Linked DNA regions of Mus musculus: region 1 is linked to region 2. The links are chromatin loops, found by intact Hi-C in ENCODE. Cell type or tissue: heart. All regions are shown on one strand. Links, peaks and the distances in the headings refer to the core of each region. The heading gives the core; the rest is flanking DNA.

The links. Hi-C counts contacts between places; a loop is a spot of excess contacts. Peaks named below come from ENCODE experiments on the same cell type or tissue, not always from the same donor. Only the 100,000 strongest peaks of a DNase experiment are listed, where the experiment ranks them.
Region 1: a loop joins it to region 2, with 2.2 times the contacts of the local background. A loop is called at or near these places in 4 of 42 quality-filtered maps.

Annotation. Positions count from the first base shown.
Region 1 is chr3:126,608,713-126,611,634 of GRCm38, reverse strand. All of the region lies in intron 2 of Camk2d (calcium/calmodulin-dependent protein kinase II, delta), which reads right to left. Among named protein-coding and RNA genes, the nearest start is that of Camk2d, 13 kb to the right of the region's middle. In heart, for the core only: no CTCF peak of the experiment used is centred there; a DNase peak (open chromatin) is centred at 1,564; H3K27ac peaks cover 1,837 bases.
Region 2 is chr3:126,694,553-126,697,474 of GRCm38, reverse strand. All of the region lies in intron 3 of Camk2d (calcium/calmodulin-dependent protein kinase II, delta), which reads right to left. Among named protein-coding and RNA genes, the nearest start is that of Gm15551, 27 kb to the right of the region's middle. In heart, for the core only: no CTCF peak of the experiment used is centred there; a DNase peak (open chromatin) is centred at 1,804; H3K4me3 peaks cover 471 bases; H3K27ac peaks cover 838 bases.

The sequences.
Region 1 (2,922 bases), core at 166-2,665, 86 kb after region 2:
CTCCATAGAGCTCAGAACCCAGAGCTCAGTACCAGCAGCCCCAGTGCTAATTCAGTTTCCTCTGGGTCCGTTCACCTTGAGAGGAAAGACTTTGCCTCTCCCTCTTTAGTTATCTGTCAGAGGGAGGGGGCTTGGCAAGGACAGTTTTTCTTTTTTCATTAAGATGAAATTGAAAGTTAGAATGTAGTTCTTCAAAATTCAATTTAGGTATCATACTGTAATTAAATGTCCTCAGTGGAAATGGACAAAGCCTCCAGGAAGCAACGTGACAAAGAATTCTGAAAACACTTAACTCTGTGTCTCAGGACTTCTCCTCCTAGGTGAATCCTACCTAAGACCCAGAAGTCTGAAACACTTTACAAAGGTGTGCTTTCAGTTCTATCTATTATCTTCCGCAGTAAAGGGCACAAGTTAACAGAAAGATGCATGCAACCCTATAAAATAACCAGCTGGTGTTCACTTCCTCGGCGAAGCAGGGTGCAGTTCTTCAGAGTTCAAAGGAATTTCCACAACACAGGGATGTGTTGTAATTTTAAGTAAAACTGGAGACCAAAATGTCCAGTTTGAAAGAGAGAAAGAGGGAGTGGGCAGCCAAGGAAGTAGGTAGGTTAGGGGGAAAGGCAGGGGCCAGCTGGGAGGGCTCAGCAGATTAGGGAACTTTCACACAAGCCTGACAACCTGACCTTTATCCAGAATTGCTGCCAGCTGTCCTCTAACCTCCATATACAGGCAAAGTCATTTGCCCACACGTAACACAAAATAAATAAATGAAAATAAAATTTTATAATAAAAAATTACGAACTTTGAAAAGAAATAAAGAAATGAAAAAAAAAGGTTATCAGTGCTTGCTTGGAAAGACATAAATATGTCCCTTTTTAGTTTTTCTGTACTTTTCTAAAGTCTAGATTAGTATAAGTATTGTATGCTATAATTCATTTTACATGCATCTATAAAAATTAAAAATCTCTCCCTGAAGTACTGTCAAAGTTTATAATTACATTTCATAATTTGTAGTTTATAAATTGAAAGTGTATAAATACATTTTAAAGTGAGCATGATGATGATGATGTGAGTTTGGCAGTATTGAACCGGGGCTAAGAGGCACGAAAGTGCTACCACACCCCATTAACAACCGTTGTGTAACAGAACAAGGGGAGACTACCAATGAGAAATTTCAACAAGTTTGCTCAGAAAAAGGACAGGATTAGATAAAACTCCATCCAACAAGGCCGGATGTGTACCGAGAGAACTGAGGAAATAATTCGGGAATCAGCAGTTAACTTGCGACGTGACTGGGTGCAGTCTGACATAAAGCCCCACCAGCCCCACTGTCACTCGCCCCCGCCTCTCTAAGACACAGCCTGTCATAGGTTCGTTTCCCCACTCATTCAACAGTGACAAGAGCTTGTGATGCTATAATCACCGCAGCCGGCAGATTTTAAGATAAATTAAGGATCTCCACAGGGAACCTCAAAACTGCCACATATATAATTGTAGTAGAAAGGGAAATGGAAAATGTGCAGCAAGCCATTCAAATGACAAAAGACTGAAGGAGGGGGGAGGCCCTTCTGGGTAGAGAGAGGTGACATCATAGGAGAGGTACCACCTGAGCTGGGTCTTAAAGGAGGAAGAGTTCGTTCTACACTATTTGGAATGCTCAGACTTCCCATTCCATCCTTGGGTGGTACCGGACTTCGCCCTTTCTCTCAGCACAGTAGCCCTGATGCCAGTACAGCTATCTCTTCCTGATCTTAAAGCACTTCCTCAAAGGCCTTATCTCTTAACAGCCCTCTCACAATTCTGTATTCTCTAGGTCGGCTTCCACCCCAGTAGAGCTGGAAATACTAGATCAGAGTTTGTCAACCTCTGGGTCCTGTCCCTTTTCACAGGGTCACGCAAAACCATCGGAAAATATAAATATTAACATTATGATTAGCAATTAGTAGCAAAATGTCAATTAAGAAGTAGCAATAAAAATAATTTTATGGTTAGGGGGGTGGGGGCGGGGGGGGGTCACCACCACATGAGGAATTGGGTTAGAGGGTCTTAGCCTTAGGGAGGCCGCTGTACTGGAGGATAGAAACTGTCTACTGCGAGGGCAGGAAGTAGTCAAGTTACTCAGAACAAGTCACTGCCATAGGGTCTCAGGAGTGATTGAATAGAGTGTGTGTTTATGTGTTAACAATGTAACAACTGTCAGCCAGCAAGTCTGCTGGGGAAGCTATTGAAAAGGGCTGTAGAGCAAGATGGAAACTGGACTCCTATTGGAATGAATCGTTACAAACACCAAAGTGACAGAGACTACGTGGACCTGAGGTAAGAAAAGGACAAGCACAAGTGCTTGGAATGTTCCAGAGATGCGGACACCACCTGGGGAAGAGAGCAGTAGTGGGTGACATACTTCCTAGGCACAGCCCTCCAAATACCAGAAACTGTCTATTTCCTCCATTAAAGCTTCAACCTTCAACTTTACAAAAATAGCATAACAGGTCATAACTCAGCCATGCACAGAATGACATGTTTGATCAACTTTCTCTTGCTATATTAATTCTTAAAAAAAAATTGAAGTTTAACTTCTGTGTGTGTGTGGTGTGTGTGTGTGTGTGTGTGTGTGTGTGTGTGTGTTGTGTGTATGCGTGTGCATGCAGGTGCCATGAATGTAGAACAGACTCTCAAATCCCCTGAAACAGGCAGGGGAGCCACCCAGTGTGAGCACTGAGCCCCGAATTCCAGTCCTCTGCAAGAGCACCAAGTGCTCTTACCTGTTGACACATCCTTCCAGCCCTAGTTTTTAAAAAGCCCCCTTTATCTAAATTATTCTTAACTTTTCAGGGTGTGTACATCATATTAATAAAATGTCTTGAAAACTATAGGGGAAAAACACTTTACTATTAAAAATTCCAAATACTTATTATCTTCTGA
Region 2 (2,922 bases), core at 330-2,829:
TTGGGTAGGGGTTCAAATCCATACAGTTTTCAGTATAGTATAATGAAGAAGGTATTGATACAATTCCATATGAATATTCTAGTAGGCAACAAGGAATACGTCTAGAGGTAAATGTCAAAGAGAAGAGTGGAGCAAGGAAAGCCAGAATGTTCATAAGATGCCCTTGGACACAGAGGAAGGAGACTAGAAACAAGAAAGTTGAGACAGAGGTGCAAGCTTGAAAACCCAAGTATTGTACAAAAGCCCCAAGAGGTAACTCACTTTTCAAGTCTAGAGGGACTGAGGAAGACTAGAACCAAGAAGGCCCCAGTGGACTTGGTACTACCCAGGAGGGGATGGAGTCACTCAGAGTACTTTCACTCAACAACAATGGGGGCCTGAGCTGAAGACAGACATTCGAGACAGGAAAGGCCTTGATACCCTATGGAATCAGAGAGTCCTGTCCAACACTCAGCTAGCAGTCTGTCTACTGTAGCCATGATCATCACCTGGTAGCAGCTACCGACATAGTTTTGACTTAGGGGCGATACTGTTGCTTCTTCTGGTCCTTGGAGATAGTCAAGACTCTAGAAAATATTTCACAGCTGACGCACATACCTAGTGCGGGCACTTCTTTTACAGGTTCCTGTGAACAGTCCAAGCTTCCCTCACAGGGCTGATGCTCCTGACACAGCTGGCACCCAACTTCAGTATTTTATGCAAATGAAAAGTAATGCTGTTACACAGAGCCCTGGGGGCCTTGTGCAGATGAGGAAGTCAGATCAAAATGTGAACTTCGGAGTCAAACAAACGTATTTGAATCTTGGTTCCACCCTCTGTAAACTAAGCAAGCTCAACCAAATTTAATTAACATCTCTGAGACTCACAGAGTCCCGATTTATATAGGCACAGGATCAGTTACTGACAGTGAACTGAGTTTTAAAAAATGGAGATTTGGTTTCCTGAGACATAGAGTAGTCTGGAAAGTAATAAGATAATTATATGAAATATAAGATAATTATATGAAATGTTCAGAATCAATACGTTTCAGGTTATTACTATCTAAAAAAAATCTACCTATTTTTCTTAAAGCTTTCTTCTTCCAAACAGAATAAAGAACTGGAAGTTTGGTACTCTGTGTAATTATGAAACAGATATTTATAAAAATAAAATACTATCAAAATATCTAATAATTAGAATACTGCTATAAAATAAATACAATAAAGTTATTGCCACTTATTAAAATTATTACACCATCTGCCCTGTGATAAACCATGAGGCTTTCACAGTGATTGTTAAATTTTTTGGTTTGCAAAATAAATACTAGACTTGGGCTACAATATACCCATGAAATAAAAGTGATATGCTACACTTTAAAATTAAGGACAAGGAAATGAAAACACCTCAACAAAACTATAAATTACTTTAGACAGGTTTCTCATGAAGAAATGGAGGGGGGGGTCTCTCTATGCTGCACAACTCAAGGATGAGGAGTGAAGCAATCAAAGAACTATGAACATCCAGAAAAAGAGAAAACATTACAGAAAGATCAGTTATACCGTGGTTCCTCAGTTTATAATCGTCCCAATTAGTAGTAAAATATGTGACATTTCAACAGGAAGGGATTCCTGTGTCCTGGAGCATACGCGGCAAACAAGGCATTAAAGTCCAATAAGGGCAGAGGACAAAAGAACAGGGTCAGAGGAGCTGTCACGGATCCAGGTCATCCACAGAGCTGTTTGTGAAGCCATGCGTGGATGCCCAGGAGTCCAGCCTGCCAGCGTACAGAATGAATTGCCCAGAGCCTCAGCAGTCCATTTCCAGCCTGAGCTGAGACAGCAGTATCAATCACTAGCAGTAGGAAAGGGACTGGAGCGGTGACAGGCTCTTAGGCCAGGGAACTCTGCAGCACAAAGCAAGAACTGTTCCTTTTCTGGCAGCTCACTGTTGCGATCGATGCCTAAGCCAGCGAATGCGTGTGAGTCAGAGACTCTCATGCTCTGCAGTGACCCCAGCAGCCTCTCTTCCACTGACCATCATCTGGTTCTGGGCCTTGATGTGATTGGCTTATTTCTTTTATTAGGGTAATCTTTATGCCTGGTAAGAGTGGACATATTCAGAGCTGTCTGCCTCTCTGTCTCTCTGTCTCTCTCTCTGTGTCTCTCTCCCTGTCTCTCTCTCTCCTTCTCTATCTCTTTATTCTCACTCCCTCTCTCTGCAACTATACTGAACATCCTGGTAAACTGCAATGAGTTTTTAAACTGATTAAAGTCAGCTTCATAATTTAAAAAAAAAAAAGGTTCAAAGGATAATAGGAATTGCCTTATAAGAAATTTGCAGATGAAGATGGATATATTTTCTTCTCTACTCTACAAGCAAAAGCTTTTATTATGCCAGGGTATTTCACTCTGGCTCATGTCCACTGCTGTCATAATGGGTTTCTGTTATATAAAGAGGCAATCACTCAATGAGGGCTATTCTAAATCAGTTCCATTAGAGGGACAACTGGGGAACTCCAGGGATTTGGGGAAAGGTGGGAAAGGAGAGAGCCAAAAAGAAAACAAGACATCAACAACACAATCAAAAGAAACAGGAAGATACATAAATAAGTAAATGCGTCTTCTTGGTTTCTAGGCCGAGATGGAAGTGAGTCTTTCAAAGGATGACGAAGTTGGCCTTAGTGATGCACAGGCCAGAAACTTAAAATATGAGAAAAAGGTAGAGTCAAAATTATTTTAGTGATATTGTATATATATATAAATTCCACAATCCTCTGAAACAAATAGCCAACTTATACAAAAAAAGAATTATGCTGGGCATGGTGGCATAAACATTTAATCCCCACACATGGAGACGTAACCGATCCCTTTAAGTTCCAAATCAGCCTGAACCACAGAGCGAGTTTCAGGCCAGTTAGGGCCACAGAGTGAGAAGTGAGACCCT